Linked DNA regions of Homo sapiens: all the other regions are linked to region 4. A link is a contact called in ENCODE Hi-C or POLR2A ChIA-PET data. All regions are on one chromosome and are shown on one strand. Each heading gives the region's core, a stretch centred on a gene start or an enhancer-like site at or near the end of the contact. The rest is flanking DNA. Distances are from core to core; before and after follow the strand shown. Region 1 overlaps WDFY4 (WDFY family member 4). Region 2 holds the start of WASHC2A (WASH complex subunit 2A). Region 3 overlaps SGMS1 (sphingomyelin synthase 1). Region 4 holds the start of ERCC6 (ERCC excision repair 6, chromatin remodeling factor).

What was found. A loop is a pair of places that touch in the nucleus more often than their neighbours do. ChIA-PET counts read pairs that join two places held with the same protein, here RNA polymerase II (POLR2A). Pooled maps may share reads with other maps.
Region 1: a map of naive thymus-derived CD4-positive, alpha-beta T cell shows a loop between it and region 4 (5-fold over the local background). The contact joins the enhancer-like site here to the promoter of ERCC6 in region 4. A Hi-C loop is called at or near these places in 1 of 168 maps with a recorded cell type or tissue (naive thymus-derived CD4-positive, alpha-beta T cell), 8 of 37 single-sample maps with no recorded cell type and 11 of 50 pooled maps. POLR2A ChIA-PET finds 5 or more read pairs at or near these places in 1 of 52 experiments (activated CD4-positive, alpha-beta T cell).
Region 2: a loop to region 4 is called in a pooled map, with 13 times the contacts of the local background. The contact joins the promoter of WASHC2A here to the promoter of ERCC6 in region 4. A Hi-C loop is called at or near these places in 1 of 37 single-sample maps with no recorded cell type and 9 of 50 pooled maps. POLR2A ChIA-PET finds 5 or more read pairs at or near these places in 2 of 52 experiments (CD4-positive, alpha-beta memory T cell and activated B cell).
Region 3: a map with no recorded cell type shows a loop between it and region 4 (6-fold over the local background). The contact joins the enhancer-like site here to the promoter of ERCC6 in region 4. A Hi-C loop is called at or near these places in 6 of 37 single-sample maps with no recorded cell type and 6 of 50 pooled maps.

The regions. Positions count from the first base shown.
Region 1 is chr10:48,798,295-48,801,826 of GRCh38, reverse strand. All of the region lies in intron 24 of WDFY4 (WDFY family member 4), which reads right to left. Among named protein-coding and RNA genes, the nearest start is that of WDFY4, 120 kb to the right of the region's middle. Within about 2 kb of position 1,431, at least 10 of the 41 ENCODE cell types and tissues checked have a DNase peak (open chromatin) inside an H3K27ac peak, as active enhancers do.
Region 2 is chr10:50,066,005-50,069,218 of GRCh38, reverse strand. WASHC2A (WASH complex subunit 2A) reads right to left here and starts at 1,265. Exons shown (of 31, transcript NM_001005751.3): 1 at 1,211-1,265; 2 at 992-1,114. The coding sequence starts at 1,213. It also overlaps the pseudogene FAM21EP. RefSeq lists a silencer at 1,442-1,591.
Region 3 is chr10:50,506,081-50,509,223 of GRCh38, reverse strand. The region is part of intron 3 of SGMS1 (sphingomyelin synthase 1); the gene reads left to right. Among named protein-coding and RNA genes, the nearest start is that of SGMS1, 120 kb to the left of the region's middle. RefSeq lists an enhancer at 465-544. Within about 2 kb of position 1,808, at least 7 of the 41 ENCODE cell types and tissues checked have a DNase peak (open chromatin) inside an H3K27ac peak, as active enhancers do.
Region 4 is chr10:49,537,498-49,540,948 of GRCh38, reverse strand. ERCC6 (ERCC excision repair 6, chromatin remodeling factor) reads left to right here and starts at 1,828. Exons shown (of 21, transcript NM_000124.4): 1 at 1,828-1,987. RefSeq lists enhancers at 1,146-1,385, 1,416-1,475 and silencers at 1,896-2,185, 3,131-3,319.

The DNA of each region.
Region 1 (3,532 bases), core at 182-2,681, 740 kb after region 4:
CAGTGAACACAAGTTTATCGGGAGGCCTGTGAAGGTAGAGACTGTCCCTCTTTAATCCCTGGAACCTAGCATCATACATGCCACTATCTTTCGTAAAGATGCATTACATTTTTTAAAAGAATGAGTGGATACAAAATAAAATAAAATGAGTGGATTGTTCTTCCGCCAGGAAAAGAGTGACAGATTTCCTGCTTTTTTAAGCACAGCCACTGCCCAAAGGCACACACAGAGGTGGGCCAGCTGCCATTTGGGACAGCTGGTATTGATGAAGGCAGCTCTAGTGAAAACATGGGTATCCAGCATGGCACCCCAACATACATGTCTGTAGGGCTCCAAGAGCCCTGCACACTTAGGATATTGATTCATGAAGGCAGTCATTCAACAAATGATATGCCAGGCCTGGGGCTAAGGGCTGAGAGAACTAAGAAAGTCAGATGTGAACCCACCAGTACAATAAGGTGCACCTTTTACACTTCCCACAAAAGTTCCAGCCTCTCACATTTCCTTTCCAGAACACAGCAACAATAATAAGTTGCCACACCCATTTGAGGCTGCCTAGCTCATCAGGAAATTACATAATGCCAAATGTCAGAATTTTGGGAAACATGAATAACTGAATCTTTTGATTGTTATTCTGTGTCACATAAGCCTGTACTAAGGACTATATTAAGATGTCTGGATTAGATTTGTTTGAGTATGGACTGTATAATGTGTCAGGTGTTGCTCTCTCCCCACCCCTGAGATGACTGTACTCTTAGAAATGAACTAGTCAGTTCCTTCTTTAAGAAACCAGAGGCTGGGTATGGTGGCTCATGCCTATAATCCCAGAACTTTGGGAGGCCGAGGTGGGTGGACCATCTGAGGTCAGGAGTTCAAGACCAGCCTGACCAATATGGTGAAATCCCTTCTCTACTAAATATAAAAAAATGAGCCTTATGTGGTGGCACGTGCCTGTAATCCCAGCTACTTGGGAGGCTGAGGCAGGAGAATTACTTGAACCTGGGAGTCAGAGGTTGCAGTGAGCTGAGATCGCACCACTGCCCTCCAGCCTGGGCAACAGAGTGAGACCTCATCTCAAAACAAAAAAAAAAAAAAAGAAAGAATGAAAGAAAGAAAGAAAGAAAGAAAGAAAGAAAGAAAGAAAGAAAGAAAGAAACCAAAACCTAAGACTTAGAAGCCCACAACTTCCTGTTCCTCCCTGATTCTCAACTTTCTGTCCAACCCTGCCTTACAACTTCCTATCCAACTCTGTCTTACAACTTCCTGTCCAACCTTGCCTCAACAGCTTCCTGTCCCTCCTTCCCTCACAACCTCCTGTCCCTCCTTCCCTCACAAATTTTTGTCCCTCCCTGCTTCAACAATCTCCTGTACCCACCCTCCCTCACAGCTTCCTGTCCATTCCCTTCTCAATGACTTCCTGTCTCTCCCTTCCTCACAACTTCCTCTTCCTGTCTGCTTCACACCAGTCATCACGGATCCCACCGTTTCTCCTGTGATCCACTCTCTTGTCTCCAAACCCTCTGAGGATGTGTCTCATTAGCAGTTTCTTCTCCCACTACTATTTTAACTGTCTGGTTTTTACTGCGTCTTCTCCTTCAACCTACAAACAGACTTAAGTCTCTTCCATCTTAAAACACGAAACCGGCTGGGCGCGGTGGCTCACGCTTGTAATCCCAGGGCTTTGGAAGGCCAAGGTGGGCGGATCATGAGATCAAGAGATCAAGACCATCCTGACCAACATGGTGAAACCCCGTCTCTACTACAAATACAAAAATTAGCTGGGCGTGGTGGCACATGCCTATAGTCCCAGCTACTCGAGAGGCTGAGGCAGGAGAATCACTTGAACCCATGAGACAGAGGTTGCTGTGAGCCGAGATTGTGCCACTGCACTCCGGTCTGGCAACAGAGTGAGACTCTGTCTCAAAAAAAAACAAAAAACAAAAACCCAAAACCAAAAGTTCTGAAACTTCCTCTCTGCTATTTTCCAAAGTCCACTGACTGCCTCCACTTTCAGTCTCCCCACACTTCCCCTTAATTCTTTGTTTGTTTGTTTGAGACGAAGTCTCGCTCTTGTCGCCCAGGCTGGAATGCAATGGCATGATCTCGGCTCACTGCAACCTCCCCCTTATGGGTTCAAGTGATTCTCCTGCCTCAGCCTCCCGACTAGCTGGGATTACAGGCGCCCGCAACTATGCCCACCTAATTTTTGTATTTTTAGTAGAGACAGGGTTTCACCATGTTGGCCAGGCTGGTACCGAACCCCTGACCTCACGATCCACCCGCCTCGGCCTCTTCGTGCTGGGATTACAGCCATGAGCCACCAAGCCCGGCCGTTTCTCCTTACTTCTGAGTGGCTTCTGACCCCACAACTTACTTGTCACTAAGTCTGTCAGTGACCTCCAATGGGCACGTACAGTGCACACATCCCTTACCTCACTTTACTTGGTGTAGGCAGAACATGACATTTGGGAAACATTTTTCCCTTTTTGAAATTCTCTCCCCTCAATCTTTTAAATTTTATTTTGTTTCATTTCATTTTGTTTCACTTTGCTTTGCTTTTTAGCATCTGGTTCTTATTGGTGGTTTATTTTCTTAAATCCAGCTTTAAAAGCACCAGATCTCCTGAAGAGGGTAGTTTTATTCAGGGTGGGGTGGGGTAGGGTGGTGTCCATGGCCATTCTAGTAGCAGGCAATGGAGCATGATGGGTTCCTGCATTAGTAATTCCTGGGCCATGCTGGTGGCCAGGACACCTTGGAGCCAGACTGGCTGAGCATGGCCACAGCACTTCAGAAGGGGCAGCAGCGGTTGCAGTCAAGACACATTATCTTATTTAGTGGGGTTTTATGGCCATTTATGTACATCTTCTTTCCCCTTGTGCACAGGGAGCCCATTCTCCAGGCCATGCTGGCTTCCTCCACAATCCTCTTTTCCAGCTTCAGATCCAGGACCAGGACATTCATCTTGGCCTGGTTCAACTGGCTAATCTCATATTTAGGGCTCTTATGCCTATATTTACAAATAAGATTAGCCTGTACTTTTTCATTTTCTGTTCTGTCCTTTTGTGTTCTGCCATCAAGATTAGCTCGTTAAAGAAGCTAGAAAGAACCTATTTCCTGACTGGTGGAATTTCCCTATGAGTGCCCAGCCTGGCGTTCCCTTCTGGTTGTTGTTTATGTCAACAGATTTTAAACCAGTGACTCACTTTACTTGATGATTCTAGGATCATTGGGGTTTTTTATTCATTTTAGAGTGCGCTCTGAAAACTTACATTTTCGATGAGATTGTTCAAATGAACTAAGTTTTCTAATTTACTGGCACAAAATTACTAATCCAATTGTCTCTTTCCTTTCTAATTGCTCATTCTTCTGTGGTATTCTCCCCTTTTCCTTCCTAATATTATTTATTTGTGGCTTCTGTCTTCTTTTCTTGGCCAATCTTAACAGACGTTTGTCTGTTTTAGGAGAAACAGTAATTGGCCTTGTTGATCCTCTGTATGTTTTTTTTTCCTATTTTATTAATTTATGTTCTCAT
Region 2 (3,214 bases), core at 16-2,515, 530 kb before region 4:
TCCTGACCTCGTGATTCGCCCACCTCGGCCTCCCAAAGTGCTAGGATTACAGGTGTGAGCCACTGTGCCCGGCTGGAATGCTGGTTTGACAAGTACTAAAACCAAGTGACATTGGAAAACACTAAGAAAGCTCATCAAAAGAGTGGCAGTGAGCTAATGGACACCTATCTCGTTTCTGGAAAAATTTAAAATCCCTTTTTGGCACTGGGTATGGTGGCTCACGCTTGTAATCCAATACTTTGGGAGGCTGAGGCAGGGTTATCGCTAGAGTCCAGGAGTTGCAGACCAGTCTGGGCAACATAGCAAGACCCCCATCTCTACTAAAATTAAATAAATAAACAAATCAGACAGGTGTGGTGGACGCCTATAGTCCCAGCTTCTCAGGACGCTGAGGTGAGAGGATCACCTGAACCCCAGAGGATTCAGTGAGCCAAGATCAAGCCACTTGCACTCCAGCCTGGGCGACAGGGCAAAACCCTGTCTCCTTTTAAAAGTCCTCTTTGGTTGTCAATCTACAGAGATCACAGACCAAGGGTTAGCTAATCAACCACCACTCTTATTCAAAAATCCTATTCATTTGGGACTCCAACAGTTCTGAGCTTTTTGGGCCCCCGATTTGAAAAATCCCATTAAAGGATATCCACATACTGGCTTGTTTCCCACCCCATTTAGTCCAGGTCCCAACAGGAATCGCCTCCCTAGTGCCCGAGCAATCCCTCAGTGTGGCGGAAACGGATCTCCCCTCCGGATGGAGCTGAGCCAGAAACCCCATGAAGGGAACGTCGCGTCTGGGCCACGGTCAGTGTCTGCCCCTCTCCCTGGTGGCCGGGGACTGCCAGGGTGGCATTCTCGGGGGCTAAACGGGGCGTGTGTTCCTAAGAGGGCAGGCAACGGGACGGGCCAGGTGCAGGGGCAGTCGCGGTCCGGCCCTCCTGCGCGCAAGCCAAGCGTCACCCCTGCCGCTCTCGCGTCCCCGGGGCCCGCCTCTCACGCCCGCGTCGGCCGCCAGCGACCAGCTCTGGCTGCTCCTGCGGATCTCCTCCACCGACCACGGCCGCTCCCACACGGGCTCCGACGCTGGCGCCAGCTCCTGGTCGGGGGTCGTCCGGTTCATCTGCAGCGAAAAAAACGAGAAGAGAAGCTGAGCCTGAGGGCGGCAGGGACGGCGGCCCCAGCCCAGGCCGGCCTCTCTCCTGCCCGGCGCCCTCACCATCCTAGCCGCCCGGCTCGGTGGGCTCCGAAGCTGCCAGCACACGCCGAGGACTGCAGAGCCCCGGAAGCCTAGCCCCAGCCAAGCTGCCCGGGGCGTGACCGGCCTCACGTGACCTGATGTCACGTGACAGAACCCGCACGTGATCCGACCTGCCATGCTGAGGGGAGGAAGCTGCGGAAGTGGACTGGGACTGGAGTTTGGGGTTCTACCCTAGGTTGGGGCGGAGGAAGCTGGAGGATAGGGGCTGACGCCAGGAACGCTGCAGAGGCGGGTTGGCCGGGTGGCGCTGCCCCCCAAGGCCCGAGGCAGCGGCGCGGGATCGGCCACAGCACCGGCCGCCAGTTCGGCGGGTCTGGAAAGAGGGGACCTCAAGCAGCCAGTGGAGCAACCAGCCTGGGAGCCTTCGACGTAGGCGCTGTGGGCGAAGGAAAAGGCCTGGCCTGCTGCCTCTTCTCTTGCAGCAAAATCCGCTGCTGTGAAGGAGCTGGTAGGCGGACGCTCTGTAGATAGAGAATCCCTGATCTGCCTGGGCATCATCTTGCTCTTTATGACCTGCTTGGCTGCCACTGTGTAGGGCCTGCTTAAAGTCCTTTGCACTCTCAGCATTGCCCTCAAGTTCAAGGACAAGCTTCTCATTATGGCAGGCATAAAACTCTTTATAATTCGTCCTCCACTCTCCCAGCTCAGGGCTCCAGCTGTTGTCTCACACTTCCTTGAAGTTCCCTCTGCTGAGTCGCCCTTGTGCCTGACCAACTTACTTACTAAAATAAAAATCCCAATTTCTTTCCAGTCATGTGTGCCCAAGGGCGAGTTATTTAACTTTTCTGAGCTTTCCTCAGTAAAACGAAGCTACATATCTTGCAAGGATGTGATATTAAAGTTATGATATTGTAAAACAGGTGCCACGGTGCTTGGCCTAGGGTGAGCCTTCAACCTAGAACATACCACTGTCCCCATGCACCTTGCTCACACACCCAATCCCAGACTTTTCTTTTGTAGTCACCTCAGTTATCACCTCATTAAATAACCTGATTATCCCAAGTACAGCTTAAGTGACTTAAGTTATTTTCGATGGCTAGCGGAAGGGTCTCCACTACATTGGAGAGCTGGGGTGGTCTGGAGTTCCACGGTGTGGTGGGCCAGAGGCCACCTCTCCTGCGGTCTCTTAGTGTCTCGCTGGCGGGGTTCGGCCCGAGCTAGATAGACACAGCCCTTGGCGGATTTAAACAACCTAAACATTAAACAATACAGCTGCCTCAAATCTTTGGGAATTTCGGAATGACTGACACTGCCAAAGCTGTTCCAAATTTTGAAGAGATGTTTGCTAGTAGATTCGCAGAAGATGACAAGGAGTATCAGGAATACTTGAAACGCCCTCCTATGTGCTCGTTTCTAAAATTCTAGAGGTTAATACAATCAGCTCATGAATGCACAGCTATGCTTCTTGTGATAGATTGTACATAACATCAGCAGTTGAAAGGTAAAACAATTGCTTTTTTTTTTTTTTGCTTTTGTTACGTGACTATGGTACTTTGTGATTCCTTACTCTATAATGAGAATGAGTCGCTCCACATTTATTTGGATCTCTTTTTAGAGGGAAATCAGTAATAAAGCTGTAAAATAAGGAAGGAAAAAAGTTGTTTTTTATGTATTTATCCTAAGGTATTACATTGTATTGTAATCATTTAAATATCAGTCTCTCCTTTAATAATAGCTAACATTTATCAAGTGTTCAGTATTTACCATTTTATACATTGTTCATTTAATTCACACAATGACTATGAGGGAGGGAATATTATTTCCAAATTATAGTTGAGGAAACTGAGGTACAGAAAGGAGAAGTAACTTACTTATGATTAGGTAACCAGGAAAGAGGCAGACCCGAGAACACACACTGTGAGCCAATATGTTACAGTAACCTATAACAGTGTTAACACTAAGGCTGGGCTGGCATGGTGGCTCACACCTGTAATCCCAGCACTGTGGGAGGCCAAGGCGGTT
Region 3 (3,143 bases), core at 559-3,058, 970 kb before region 4:
AGGCTTAAATTCCAAACTCTTGGCTGTGATTCGTGGGGTTGAAGGATATAACTTCTATCCTTTTGGGACAGATATCTCAACAATATGTATAAGATTACACAGTCTTTCCCCAACAGGAAATTTCTTGTTTATTTAAAACTGGGATTTACTAAATTGGTTTGAATTTAATGCTGTTCAGTAGTCAACTCAGTTGAGCAAGCACTTACCAATAATCATTAACTAGATGCCACATCTGTGATGAGGTGCTGAGTTTACACAGGCAAATGAGCCCCAAGCCCTGTTTTTAAGGAAATTACCATCCATCAGGGTGGACCAAACCATGTACAGCCAGCTAAACTTCAGCAACAGGGGAGATCTCTAAGGAGGAAGCTATTACATAGGAGATGACATTTGAATTCAGCCTTAATGTGTTAGCAGAATTTGGTCTAGTGTGGAAGACAGAAAGCCCAAGGTTTTATGGCAGAGGCTTAAGAACTTCACCGACAACTTCTTATATTCTCCTTAGGTCAGAGCCTGGTCCAAAAGGTATAGAGAATTGGCAGTTACCCACAAGTCTGCCCCAAAGAGGTTCTTTCCAACCACCTGCCACAGTGAGTCAAACAAACTCCGCTGTTGGAGATCCTTTACTTAAAGAGGTCTCCCTGCGGTCTAGACTAGTCACAGTGAAATCCCATCAGAAAGGGGGCCATAGTAATCTATTGCTGGCTTTTGGCTAATGACTGACATGACTTCCTTTTTGTCACTTGATATTTCACTGTCATACCAAGAGAGATGTTAACCGCAGTTAACTGATGAGAAACGTGAGCTGAAGCAGCTTGTGTCACTTGCCCTAGGATGCAGCTCTAGGATTCAGTCAATGTCTGACTGTGCTGGTTTTCCACTACAGCCCATGTGGCCTACTATGAGGACATGGAGACCCCATAAACTTATGGCCCCTGAGTCTCAGCCCTCAAGTGTGGTTAGCATGCCAAAATGGTAAATCTTTGAATACTCTTGGATTGTTTAGCTCTTTAAATGTTTGAGGTGCTCTTATATACATTATCATTTGATTTTTACTTTAAAAACAACTCACAGAATAAACGACTGTAGTTTTAAATAGAGCATTGTTGTCACACAGCACCTTTGGGGAGCCCATACATTGCTTGAGGTGGTCAAAGACTGGCTGAGTTGCTGGGGCCAGTAGTAGGGAGTGGGTACATCTTTAGCAGATCCCATGAATTGTCCCTCATGGGATCTGTTGTGGGGGATTAAATGGTTCTCTTCCTGTCTCCAACTAAGCTGAGGCTTACTGTAACCAGAGGAGCCACTGGCTTGGAACCCCTGGTTGGAACATAAGTTCTCTTGGGCATTGCCATTCCAGGGTATTAGGGTATTGGGGCCTGAGGCCCCTGAGGATAGCATGAAGCCATCTGGGGACTTCTCCATGAGAACTTCTTGTCACTAAGTGCGTGTAATTGCTGATTTAGTCTAGCCTGGCAGGCCCAGTGGTTCTGGTAAGTGGTGTTATTATACCAGGCTATTGGCTGGTAGTTGGCTAATTTGAGGAAAAAAAGAGGTGGTTGGATTCTATGGTAAATTCAGTTGGATGCAAGTGATAGGATTTGCCACAGGGATCATAAAAATCAGGGTGCTGTTCAGGGTGCACAGGTGAATTCCATGGCTCAGGCCTGATTTCACTCCACTGTAGGTACAGAGTGTGATCATGTGTGCAAAATTGTGCTTTCTGCCCCTCCAGAGTGTTTGATAAAGGAATGTCCAAGCCGCCTGTATTTTAGCCTGTTTCGCTCAGCTTGGGCTGGCCTGAGCCCAGGACCTTGGTGTTCCTGGGCTTCTGTCGCTCAGAAGAGCTGCATGGGAGCTCAGAGACAAAGGGGCTTGTTGTGTGAACTCAGATCAGTGGCAGCTGCAAGAAAGAAGAGATAAAGTCCTTCTGTTTTGCTTTTGCTCAACTCTAAATGGTACTTTAGGCTTTTTATAACATTGCAGTGTTCCTTAGGAAAGCTTGACTTGACACACTTATTCTCAGGGTTTTAGGGACCCTCTGTGAGGAATGGTTTGATCTGTCAGAAGGATGGCCTGACAGGGATAGAGCTTTTGGCCAGACCTAGCTACCAATGGGCTGTGTGATCTTGTGCCAGTTGCTTCCCCTCTCTGGGCCTATAAGCCTGGGGGAGTTTGGACTAGAGCAGCTGTGTGTTTCCCATTCGGTACCAGCATTCTGGGTGCATTTGGTACTAGAACAATGGGTTGTAATGGACATGCTTTGCAGGGGTTTTGGGGCCCGACAGTATTGCTTCCTATTCCTGGGTTGAAGCACTTATTCATTTGGATCATGGTGTGGCTGCAAAGACTGGGTTCAGTTAAGTGAGGTCATGTGCGTGAAGCACCTAGCAGGGTACCTGGCACCTGGGAAGGGTGCAGCTAATGGTGGCCACTATTAACATTTAAATTAGGAGGTATGTGCTTGCTGCACTGCCTTTTTACTTCCTGTCACAGAGTAAGTGGCTCCCATTATCTTTAATTTAAAAAAATTCTGATAATTGTGGACAAGCAGCACATCCCTTTAATTTGCTCCTGGAGGAGTGACCTGTGTGATCTTAGGAGTGAGTGGGCAGCTCTGCTTTGCTGCCTTCCCTTTTAGTGTAGGATTCTGTAATATGAAATGAAACTGAGCAGACACGTGGTCTGAATGGCTCACTTAGGGACTTCATTATCTATGTATGGATTTTTCATAGCTCCTAACTTTTTTTTTTATTAGGAAGGAAATCTGTGTGGCATAGATGATGCCATGGAAAAATGCAACTGTAAATTTTCTTTGAGCAAGAACACGGAAGCATGAGAAGGAAGGCTTAATTCCTTCTCCAATATTTATTGAACTCGGCTATTTTTCAGGCACTAGAGATGCAAAAATGAGTACAATCAATATGGTCTTTGCCTTCATGGAGATTAGTTTATTGAGGCAGAGCAGACATTAAATTACAGAAATAATGATTTAATTATAGTTGTGACTAGTGCTGGGAGAAGTACAGAGTGTAGTAAGTTTAATAAGTGTGTAATGTAGGATCTACATGTAATGGGGAGATCAGAAAATTCACTCTGGGGGAATGACTTCTAGTGAGAAGTCTGAAGGGTAAGAGGAGAGT
Region 4 (3,451 bases), core at 579-3,078:
CTTGCTAGGCCGTAGAAGCCAATTGTAGCACACCCTTCCTGGGAGAAGAGTAAGTAGTTCCCTAAATCCTGAGCATAGGCATCCAGGGAGTGAAGGACACAAGTGATGCAGAAAAATTAGATGGGGCAGGAGTATAAAAGGGCTTGGACGACTTGCTAAATAACTTGGGACCTCATTTAACTAAATTCCCTCATTAAAGACCCTATCTTCAAATACAGTCACATTCTGAGGTCCCGGGGTGGGGGTGGGGAGTGGCGGTTAGGACTCCAGCATATGAATTTTGGGGAGGGGACACAATTCGGCCCTTAATAGCTCCAGTTGTGCCACCCTGAGTTGTTTTCCTGAACCCCGCCCACGTCTTTGTAAATAATAACTCTCAACTTCCCCTTTTGAGTGGACCATTTTTTCCTGTCCAAATTCTGATATAGGAAGGGTCTCCAAAATAGCTGCAAAGGGAACCTCAGTCTCAAAAGTTGGGATCCACTATATATCTGCTTTTACTTTCAAGCATTGAAACTAATGTCAATCAACTGCCTTTCTATTCTTAATATTTTATCCAAGAAATCGCTAGAATTCTTTCTCCTTTAAAAAAAAAAAAAAGCAAGTTACAAGCCGGGCGTGGTGGCTCACACCTGTAATCCCAGAACTCTAGGAGGCCGAGGCGGGTGGATCACCTGAGGTCAGGAGTTCGCGGACAGCTTGGCTAACATGACGAAACCCCGTCTCTACTAAAAACACAAAAATTAGCTGGGCATGGTGGCAGGCGCCTGTAATCCCAGCTACCCGGCAGGCTGAGGCAGGAGAATCGCTTGAACCTGGGAGGAGGAGGTTGCAGTGAGCCCACATCGTGCCATTGTACTCCATCCTGGGCGACAAGAGCAAAACTCCGTCTCAAAAACAAAAACAAAAACAAAACAAACAAAAAAACCCACTACCACCAACAAAAACAAGTTACATTGTGGGTTGGGGCCGCTGACAGGAGGAATAAGATGATGTTATGGAGCATTTCCTAGTCCCCTTTCCGACCCCATTTCCCTATTGTCCGACTTCAGGCTTCCAAGTGAGGACAGCACTTCCCAGGCAGTGACCCGCAGTCACTGCCCTCCCAGAGGACGTCCTGCCTCGCGGCCCTGGAAAGTCCACCTTCTCCTAGCACCGATCCTGAGCTGAGAAGCTCTGTCTGGTACAGCCATCCTGCATCGTGGGCTGCTTCTTTCCCCAGGCGAAGCTCAACTTCCTCCCATTGTTCTGAACCTCTGTGTGGACATCTTCTTTCTTCAAACGCACCACGGTAAAATTCTCGCCTGCCTCGAAACCCCGCCTACCTCTGAGATCTGAGGACGGATACTAAACGCTGGACTTAAGGCAATGTACACATGTAAGCAGGCTCTGTAGGCACTCACTCCGCCCAGGTGCGCGCGTGGCGGAGGGGGAACAGAGAAGCAGGACAGCTCTCCATCCTTCCCGTGTTCAGTCGTGGGAGACAACAAGAGAGGTCACAGCCTGGCGACCAAAAAGTGCGGCTAACTTCCCTGCCCAAGCTGACTTTCTCTGCAGGGTTCAAGGTTAATTGTGAGGATTTACATTCGCATGGCACACCCGCATCCCCCTCTACGTGGAAATATGTCTTAACTTTCATAACTGCCTTGCCAGCAGGGTATTTTTCGCTAGGGGCGAAGCGTCCTTCGCAAGCCACCCAGCTGACCGGCAGCGGAGACAGCTTTCTCGCCCTGCTCGCACGCAAGTAGAAAGGCGCTGCTGAGCCCGTCCCTCCAAACCACGTGGTCTTGCCCGTGCTTAAAAACAAACGCTGAGCCAGGCGCATGCGCCACGGGCCTCCCCGCACCAGCAGAAGTCGGAGTCGCTGTTGGGGGCGGTGTCTATGGTTGAGCTGAGGGCGCAGGCGCCACGGCCCGTCGAGCTGGGTTCCAAGGCGGCTGGCGGCGGTAGCGTCTCTGTTTCCTTGTGGGCGCTCGCGCGGCCCTGGGTGAGTGTTCGGGGGTCCCGGCCGAATGTCGGGCAGGGGGTGTCGGGGCCCAGCTCAGGCTTCTCGGGCGGGCCGCGGCCCCGCGCCTTGGCCTCGCCGTGGTGATTGAGCCTGTCAGCGAGGACGCACTGTAGCGGGTCTTAGGGCCAAGTGCCCGCTTCCGGCGGCCTCACCTGAGACCGGAAGTAGCGCCAAGGAGCGCTCACCTGAGGCGGCTTGAGTCCCTGGCCGGCCAGCGACCCAGCTACTTCTCCGACTTTGTATAAGGCCCCCTGCGCGCAGGGTCAGCTGGGTCCTTTTTGATCTCGATTAAAATGCTGGAGCTGTTATTTTAAAGAGAGTCGGGCTAGATGTACGTCCGACGTTTTGGGCGTTGATAGAGTCAAATTGATAAGAGTGTGGGCGGATGAGGCAGGCCGCCTGTAAATGCTGCTGTTACGTGACTTCCACGCAGCGTCTTAACTGCTGTCATCCTGTGACAGGCAGCCCTCGCTTTTCTCCTCAACTTTTCCCATCATCTTCTTGTTGCTTTGTCTCCTCCAATCCATTATCCGCACAGTTGTCCAGGTGGTCTCTGGCATAAAGTAGGTCATGCCATCATCAGCCTACTTAACAGTTTTCAGAGTCATTCCATTGCACTGGGAGTGGAATCCATGCTCGTGTTTTCCCAGGCCTTGTGTGATTTGGCCCTTGCCTGTCCCCTCTCAGAACTGTGCCTGTGTCCGACCAACCCTCCAAATGAGACCCAGCTTGCCCCTGGCTGCGGGAGCCCCAGTGATGGGGGAGGACGGTGAAGATACTAGTGTCCCAGATGATTAAGCCTTAGAAGATACTCTGCAAGACTTAGGCCATGAACGGAGCCCTTCTCTGCTCTTCTTAACTCAAAGTTAAAAATAAAGTCAAAAATTCGGTGTTCCAGCCTTCTTGCATTTTCACAAGTGCATCAGCTCTTTCTAGTCTTAAAAGTTACGCACGTTGTTGGGAGGCCGAGGTGGGTGGATCACCCGAGGTCAGGAGTTCGAGACCAGCCTTACCAACGTGGTGAAACCCTGTCTTTACTAAATACGAAAAATTAGCCGGGCATGATGGCATATGCCTGTAATCCCAGCTAATCGGGAGGCCAAGGCAGGAGAATCGCTTGAACCCGGAAGGCGGAGGTTGCAGTGAGCCTGGCGGAGCCTGGCGGAGGTTGCACTCCAGCCTGGGCAACCGGAGCGAAATTCCGTCTCAAAAAAAAAAAAAATTTCACACGTTGTTTCCTTGCAAGACGTTCACTTTACTTTCGACCTGACTGACTTATCAGATGTCACTTTATCAGAGAGGCCTCCTTGACCCCACATCTACCTCCACAATTTCAATTTGGTTTCTCTCATTTTGTCAGAAAGCCTTGTACTTTCCTCTTAACAGCAGTCACCACAATTATATTTGTGTGTGTGTGTGTGTGTGTGTGTGTATGTGTATATA